Regions from separate parts of the Homo sapiens genome. Here region 1 is linked to region 2. Evidence: chromatin loops called from intact Hi-C (ENCODE). Cell type or tissue: PC-9. All regions are shown on one strand. Each heading gives the region's core, and the rest is flanking DNA. Links, peaks and the distances in the headings are about the cores only. Region 1 overlaps FOXP2 (forkhead box P2). Region 2 has its middle 20 kb from the start of MDFIC.

The links. A loop is a pair of places that touch in the nucleus more often than their neighbours do. Peaks named below come from ENCODE experiments on the same cell type or tissue, not always from the same donor. Only the 100,000 strongest peaks of a DNase experiment are listed, where the experiment ranks them.
Region 1: a loop joins it to region 2, with 2.8 times the contacts of the local background. A loop is called at or near these places in 2 of 110 quality-filtered maps.

What each region holds. Positions count from the first base shown.
Region 1 is chr7:114,552,647-114,557,052 of GRCh38, reverse strand. The region is part of intron 3 of FOXP2 (forkhead box P2); the gene reads right to left. Among named protein-coding and RNA genes, the nearest start is that of MIR3666, 98 kb to the left of the region's middle. In PC-9, for the core only: no CTCF peak of the experiment used is centred there; no DNase peak of the experiment used is centred there.
Region 2 is chr7:114,900,275-114,904,680 of GRCh38, reverse strand. No RefSeq gene overlaps it. Among named protein-coding and RNA genes, the nearest start is that of MDFIC, 20 kb to the left of the region's middle. In PC-9, for the core only: no CTCF peak of the experiment used is centred there; a DNase peak (open chromatin) is centred at 2,660; H3K4me3 peaks cover 461 bases; H3K27ac peaks cover 1,149 bases.

The DNA of each region.
Region 1 (4,406 bases), core at 113-4,112, 350 kb after region 2:
ATTTTACATATTAATTTCAAGAAATGAAAAATAAAATTACTAAAAAAAGGAAAATAATATAGTAGGCAGAATAAAACAGCATAGTAACAGAGTAGATGTATTATATAGCATTTAGCTTGTTTTACAGTTTTTTCAAAAAACAATACAAAAGATCTTTAAAGTTACTAATTTTTTCTTAATAGAAATCTCACTGTATCTGATATTCTTATAGAGATATACTTTTAAGCAATAAACTAGAAAAAACTATTCAAAATAATTCTGAAGTGCATTTGTTGTGAACTTAATCAGAAAGCTTATCAGCATCAATAAATGCTGTGCTTATATAGGGTATTATGCTTTCATAGAAGAACTGACCATGGATGTCCTCAGAGTTTGTGGATGAGGCAAACCCTTTAATTACTTTTTGGTGGTCTTTTCCATTGGAATGTATTTTTGGATTAGAACTTGATTCAATGAATGAAGCATGAAGATTCACTGCAATATCTATTATATGTAAAGAAAAACACTATCATATTATAATTTTTTTCCAAATTCACAAAGTACCAGCATCTCTTTTACTGTATGCTTTACTCCTTAGGGGGGAGCAATTCAGATTATGATCACCCCTAGGAATGTATGCAGGGACTGGAGGATGTGGTAGTTCCTTTTCTGATCCCTGCAGGGGAAGCAGCAGCAGCCCTTGGATCAGCTTCTGCTTATCTGGTGTTGGTCTCAGTGGCAGCTCCTTTTCTTGCCAATAAGGATAAATGAGGAATAGAGACTGCATGTAGCATATACAGAAGCTTATCTTGTTGGCATCTCTGATTATGATTTGGTCCCTATAAGCCTCTTACCCCTCCTCATTTTGATGTGATGTAGGGGGAAGAAACCTGGAGGAAGAGGACTAGTGATTTAAAAACTAAAACTCCAGCAAAAAACTTCTTACCATTTGACATGAAAATTCTCATGATGCCAAGAAAACTCCAGTAGTAGTAGTCCATCACTGCCATTTGCTTTTTCTTTCATATTAAAAGTTATCTCATATATTGCTGAGTAAACATCTAATTTCATTACCAAGTCCACTGCCATGTCAGCAGTGGTTCCTGACAGGTAGAGATGAGGGAGGTATAGAAGACAAGGGAATAAAGAGATTCAGAGTCATTCCTGTAGAATCTTCTATTCGTAGTGATGATGGAGATCCCCTCCATGGTGGAGCCATGTAACTTTCATCCCTTCCTTTTCTCTATCTTTTTGTTTGTTTTTTTGTTTGTTTGTTTTTGAGACAGTCTTGCTCTGTTGCCCAGGCTGGAGTGCAGTGGTGTATTCTTGGCTCACTGTAACCTCCACCTCCTGGGTTCAAGTGACTCTCCTGCCTCAGCCTCCCGTGTAGCTGGGATGACAGGCATGTAACACCACACCTGGCTAATTTTTGTATTTTTAGTAGAGACGGGGTTTCACCATGTTGGTCAGGCTGGTCTCGAACTCCTGACCTCAGGTGATCTGCCCGCCTCAGTCTCCCAAAGTGCTGAGATTACAGGCATGAGCCACTGTGCCCAGCCCCTTTGCTCTATCTTAACCACAAAACAATATACCTGGGTTTCATAAAATGAAGACATTCAAGAAAAGATAATATTCACATGTAATACCTTGTCATCCCCTTGTCATTACTTTGATCTCATTTTCTAAAAATGAAAATGAAAAACCTGAACAGCAACTAAGAGGCACTATATTATCTGTAACAAAGGAGTAAAAGGCACATGGTTTCGAATCAGACTGACTTGAATTCACTTCCAGCTCAAACTACCAGCTACTTGACTGTAGATAATGTAATTTAACCTTTCTAAGCCTCAGGTGCCTATTCTGTGAAATGAAAGAGCATAAATAAATACATTACCAGGTACACAAAGTAAGCACTAAATATATGCTACCAAAGCAAATTAAAATTATAAATGCTTCAGGATCTCTGTTTTATTAGAGAAAAAAGTATTAAAAAAGTAATGGGAACATCTGACTTGTGAAACCTCTCTGGTTGATTCCTTGGTCTTCTTTTTCGCTGGCCCTAGTCACGCATGTAGATATGATGACTCATACTACTTGTCATTAAAGAGCCTAGAAGACTAGCCAGGGACTAAGAGGAAGCCCTTTTTTAGATACACGTGTCTGAATCCTGACATTAGGCAATCACAAAATCATCATACAGATACGTGGATGAACTAGTAGTAAAACGCAAAACACCAAAATTAGAATTTAAGCATTTTTAACATTAAAATACTATTGAAAGTAACTAGATGCTATGAAAAAAAATTAGTATTAAAATAAATGTAATGCAATTTCTGGAAAGAACTTAATTTATTGACAGTTTAGATCTATAAAGATGAAAAGCTAATATGAGTTCTAAATTAGAAAATATGTTAGGAGATCAAAAGCTATCATTGTAATCACTACCTACCACAATAAAAGAAAATAGTAGTCCAGAATCAACTTAAATTTTCAAAAAATCATAATGATTATACACATACTAAAAATAATACAGAATTGTCATTTTTACATATAAATAAGTTTACTGGGAAAGAAAATGTCAAATTTTAGAACTGTGTTACTATTAGAAATTACTCATTTCTAAGGCAGAACCAAGTTTCATTAGCCAATAGCTGCTCTGAAGAATAAAGCTAATTTACATTTAAAATAGAAGTACAGTCTACTCTTTAAAAGCACAATGGTAAACACACCAATTTGACAATTACATTAATATGAGTATTTGCATAATCTGTTTTCTACACCTGTTCTTAATTTGAAGCAGCTGCAAGACAAATCATATCACACTAATCTGAAAGGGCATTTGGATGTTCCAAACAGTAATCCATACATCTAATGTTTTGAAGATATTTTATTTTTTAAATGTTTCCTGACCCTAAAAATGGTAAAAATTTTTAGAAGCCATATTTAAAATTTGGTTAATATTAAAGAGGAATAAGCATAATACCAAATAATGCTATCCCTTACATTTTTGGTATCCTCTGTTATTGACATAATAATAGAGATTTTTATTTCTAGAGGTTTTTAAGTAATATGTATTTTGTTTATATGAAAAAGATTTAAAAGCACAATAAAAATATACCTAGAAAACATCAATAAGGAATGCAATCAGATGATCAATAGCAAATCCATTAATGAAGAACAGAGCAAAATTCTATAGATTATCTGAAAGTGTGTTTGCAGCATAGATCATTGTGGTATCTTTTTGATATTTCCTTTTTCAAAACTGGATTCCATTTATGTTTAGCAAATATTTCAAAATTTAATAAACAGAACTTTACTTTCATCTTTTAAAGGATCCAGCTTGTTTTTATGTGTATTCAAACACATACTCAGAGCTATCAAAAGGAAGTCAGTTTATTATTGTTACATATTCTTCTAGTTCATATACTTAAATTATTCAGCTAGATTCTAGCTGGTGGAATATAAGATGTAATCTGTCAACAAAACTGTCTCTCTTTAATCTTCTATTGTGAAAAGAAAATGAAGTTATAGATTTCTAAAGATGTTATTTATTTCTTGAAAAATTAATGAGAGCATGTACATTAATGAACTGGAGCAACAAAGGAAGTCAATGTGTTTAAGTGATGTTGAAGTCTGAAGAGGTAAACATTAAATGGCTGAATTCTTAGTTCAGTATTTCATTCAGAATTTTATTTTTACAAGAGCTCAGATAGTATGTGAAAAATAAAATACTAAACAAAATAATTGAAGTTTACATTTCTAAGACATTTTCATGTATATTATGCAGCAATCCTCATCACGTAAGAGAAAACTGAGGCTCAGGAGAGTTAAAGAACTTGCCAAGTGCTCGCATTTTGTAACAGGTTAAGACTTGGGTATCCTAACTCCAGCTCTATATTCGTTTCCATAACTCACTGATGTTTGTTTGAATGAAGAGCAGCTATTACAATAAATAAATAGGATCAAGGGTTTTTCCTAAAATACTTTGTCAGTTTTTTTTTAATTTCACAGTATCTAAAATGCTTCCACACATGGCTTCAAACATACTAGGGAAATACTGTTTCAAAAGTGACTGGGAGAGAGAACTATTTTCTATTTAGATAAATGTATTGCAATCTCTTACCAAGAACAGACTGGTTACTCTAGGAGTATAAAAACAATTTTTATTACTATATAATTTAGGCGATAAAGCTAAGTTATAGTGATTGTGAGAAAAGCAATTTTCACAGTCCTGACCTCTATATAATTATATTTCTAAATATTCCTTATTTTATTTTTCTTCATTAAAAACCTTACATATATAATTGAACACACAGAAAAGTACTCTAAACAGATAAGCTGGCATGTCATAGGGGTATGTGGAACATAATGGAATAACGTATGTAATGAATATGGACATTGTATTATATCCAACAACAAATTTCACT
Region 2 (4,406 bases), core at 288-4,287:
CCAGACCCCTGAGGATTGAAGGTTTGGGTCACTCCACCAGGAAAAAAAAAAACGTGATCTGCTGAGGTGCTTGCTAAAGGCAAAGGGAATACAGAATGGGTAGTAAAAGAAGGTAGTCATCAATACCAACGATGACCACGTGACCAGCGGCAGAACCAAGGACTGTAACTGTCATGAGTATTTCCACCTTCTTTTGTTAAAAATATGTTTGTCCATGTATACACTTGTACTAAGAAAATATCTTCATTTTATTTTCTTTTCCTTTATCATGTGACATAAGATTTATTGACTTCATATCAGCATTTAAATATTGTTAACTTTATGTAATAGCATTTGGGTTGGGGATTGGTCCATTTCTGGTTGTACAAAGGACAGTTGTATTATGTTAGGCATAATTATGACATTATTGTCTTTATTTGAAGATTATATGTGATCTCAGGAGTTGTGTATGGGTTCAAGTTGAAAAGGGGTGGACTTGCCCAGGCACAGTGGCTCATGCTTGTAATCCCAGCATTTTGGGAAGCCGAGGCGGAAGAATCACCTGAGGTCAAGAGTTCGAGACCAGCCTTGCCAACATGGGGAAACCCTGCCTCTGCTAAAAATACAAAAATTAGCTGGGTGTGGTGGCTGGCACCTGTAATCCTAGCTACTCAGGAGGCTGAGGCAGGAGAATTACTTGAACCAGGGAGGCGGAGGTTGCAGTGAGCCAAGATCGCACCATTTGCACTCCAACCTGGGTGACAAGAGCAAGACACCATCTCAAAAAAAAAAAAAAAAAAGAAAGAGAAAGGGGTGGACTTGTGATGGTTAATACTGAATGTCAACTTGATTGGATTAAAGTATGCAAAGTATTGACCTAGGGTGTGTCTCTGAGGTCGTTGCCAAAGGAGATTAACATTTGAGTCAGTGGGCTGGGGAAGGCAGACCCACCCTTCATCCTGTGGGCACAATCTGATCAGCTGCCAGCGAATTTAAAGCTGGCAGAAATATGAAAAGATTAGACTGGCCTAGCCTCCCAGCCTACATCTTTCTCTCATGCTGGATGCTTCATGCCCTGAAACATCAGACTCTAAGTATTTCCGTTTTAAGACTCAGACTGTCTCTCCTTGCTCTTCAAGCTTGCAGATAGCCTATTGTGGAAACTTGCGATTGTGTAAGTTAATACATATATACATATATATATATATGTATGGGAGTTTATGTATATATATAGGGGATATATATATAGATAGATATAGGATATATATATAAAAGCATAGGATATATATATAGATAGATACTAATAGGATATATATATCCTATTAGTTCTGTCCCTCCAGGGAATCCTGACTAATACACTCACCTATGAGATTGTTGACATAATGCTTTCTTATGCATAGTTGGACTAAGGTGCCAGTTTTTCATAAGTTATTGACTACAGGCCTCATGCAATTTCTTGCTATATGTACCTCTCTATAAAATATCACAACGTGACACGTAGCTTCATCAGAGCAAGTGAGAAAGTGGGCAAGAGAGTGCCAGAAAGAGTGTGAGCAAGGGAGAAGACACCTGAAGACACAAGTGATATCTCATCACTTTTGTCATATTTGTTGGTTTGAAGCAGGTGACTAGGTGTAGCCTACCCTAAAGAAGAGTAGATCGCATGAGGGGGTAAATAGTAAGTGGTGGGGATCATTGGGAACCATATCAGAAGCTTCCTTCCATAGTGTGTTTAATCATCATAACCTTTCTGTGATATTCTCTAGAGTTTTCTTAATGCATGTATTTAAAGCTCTATGGTTAGAAAACAAATATAGTACCAAGAATCTACTTCCCAAGTCTGCATTTTATTCAAAAACTCTATTGAAGTGTTATTGTATATTTGTATGTCTTTTCTAAGAAAATTTTGCCTGCACTGAGATCACAGATTTTCTGTTTTATCTGGTGTCAGTTTTGGTAAACTGTATTTCAAGAAGTTAAAATTTTTGGCACAATGTTATCGTTAACATTCTCCTGTTACTCTTTTAATATGCATAGGATATGCCATGATAATCCATCACTTGTTCTTGATATTACCCACACTCTCTATCTTTCTGTATTTTCTTGTTCTGTCTAGTAGGGGCTTATCAATTTTATTGTTCCTTTTAAAGAATCCACTTTTTAATTCTAAAATTTTCTTGGTTGCTGGTCTATTTCATTGATTTCTACTCTATATTTTTCTTTTTTTTTCTATGCATAATGGGTTTAATTTGCTCTACTGTTTCTAGGTTCTTAAGGTGCATCATTGATTTGGAACTTTCTTCTTCTCACATAGAAATATTTAAAGCCATTATTTTCCCCCTAAACACTGCTTTAGCTCTGTATCACCAAGTTTGACATATTGTATTTTCAATATCACTGTTAAAAATATTATCTAATTTTCATTGCAATGTCTTCTAAGACCCATGAATTATTTATCAGTGAGTTGTTATTTTACAAATGTTCAAGGTTTTCCTGGGTATCTGTGATGGCTAATATTGAGTGTCAACTTCATTGGATTGAAGAATGCAAAATATTGTTCCTAGGCGTGTCTGTGAGGGTGTTGCCAAAGGGGATTAACATTTGAGTCACTAGACTGAGAGAGGCAGACCCACCCTCAATCTGGGTGGGCACCATCTAATCAGCTGCCAGCACAGCTAAGATAAAAGCAGACAGAGGAATGTGGAAGAACTAGACTGGCTGAGTCTTCTGGCCTCAATCTTTCTCCCTCACTGGATGATTCATGCCTTGAACATCAGTCTCCAAGTTCTTCAGCTTTTTGAATCTTGGACTTACACCAGTGGTTTTCCAGGGGCTCTGGAGCCTTTGGCCACAGACTGAAGGCTGCACTGTTGGCTTTTCTACTTTTGAGGTTTTGGGACTCAGACTGTCTTCCTTGCTCCTCAGCTTGCAGATGGCCTATTGTGGGACTTCACTTTATGTCTGTGTGAGTCAATACTCCTTAATAAACTCCCCTTCATATCTACATCTATTCTATTAGTCCTGTCCCTCTAGAGAACCCTGACTAGTAAAATACCTTATTGTTGCAAATTTCTAACTTGATTTTACTCCGCTCAGAGAATATACCTTGCATAATTTAATTTCTTTTAAATATATTGTGATTTGCTTAACTGCCCTGCAAATGCTCTTAGTAAACATACCATGAGTGCTATACTTAATATTTTGTATTGTAAATATCAGTTCGTTCAAATTTTATAATATTTTTCAGATCTTCTGTGTGTTTACTGATATTTTGTGTAGTTTTTTCTATAAATTTCTGAGAAGGTGGTGCTAAAAATATCTTTTGTGAGATACAGTTCTCCTTGGACCTCTTGCATTCCTATGTATTTTGCTGGGTGTGCCAATACTGCAAAGCTCTGATCCTTCTTTTACCTGGGCCATTTTTGGGGGTTGTTAATGTCACTGATAGCATTGAGAGAAAAAGTGCCATCCCCCAGCCTCCAGAAAAGCTGCGTACTCACCTACTGCTTGTAATAAAAGCAGTGGCTTCCCCAGTCTGAATTTCTGAGATACATTATGCACCCATCTGAGCCCATCCTGTTTCCCTCATGAGACTTGGGGGCAAAGAGAACTGATAGAAGTATGCTAATGCTTATGCTGCTTGCCATGAAAAATAATTCCTTTTTTTCTGACCCAAGAGCCTTGTATTTTCAGTCAGCATCCATGAAACAGTAGTTGGCTAATTTCTCATAAGTAGGGTAAATTCAAATACCAGATCCAATATTCTACTGTGATGATAGATTGATTTATTTCTCTTTATAATTCTATAAATTATTGATGAAGTAAAAAGCTATACTGTATAAGCCCATGTGGCAAGGAGTGGCAGGTGGCCTCCAAGAACTGTTAGAAGCCTCTAGGAATTGAGAGTGGCCTCCTGTTGATAGTTAGTAAAAAGTTGGAGCCCTCTGATACAGTTTGGATATTTGTTCCCCCAAATCTCATGTTAAAATGTAATTGCCAATGTTGGAGGTGGGACCTGGTGGGAGGTGTGTGGGTCATGGGACAGATCCCTCATAGCTTGTTGCTGTTCTTGTGATAGTGAGTTCTTGTAAGATCTGGTTATTAAAAAGTGTGTGGCACCCCCCACCACTCTCACTCTTGCTCCTGCTACCTCCATGTGATATACCTGCTCCCTCTTCACCTTCCACCATAATTGGGAGCTTCCTGAGGCCCTCACCAGAAGCAGATGACAGCACCATGCTTCTTGCACAGCCTGCAGAACTGTAAGCCAGTTAAACCTCTTTTCTTTATAAATTACCCAGTCTTAGGTATAGCAACAAAAGGACAGCTTAACAGGCCCACAGTCATACAAATAAATTCTGCAAACAATTGGAATGAGCTAGAGAAACAGGTTCTTCCCCAGTAAAGCTTCTAGATGAGAACTCGGC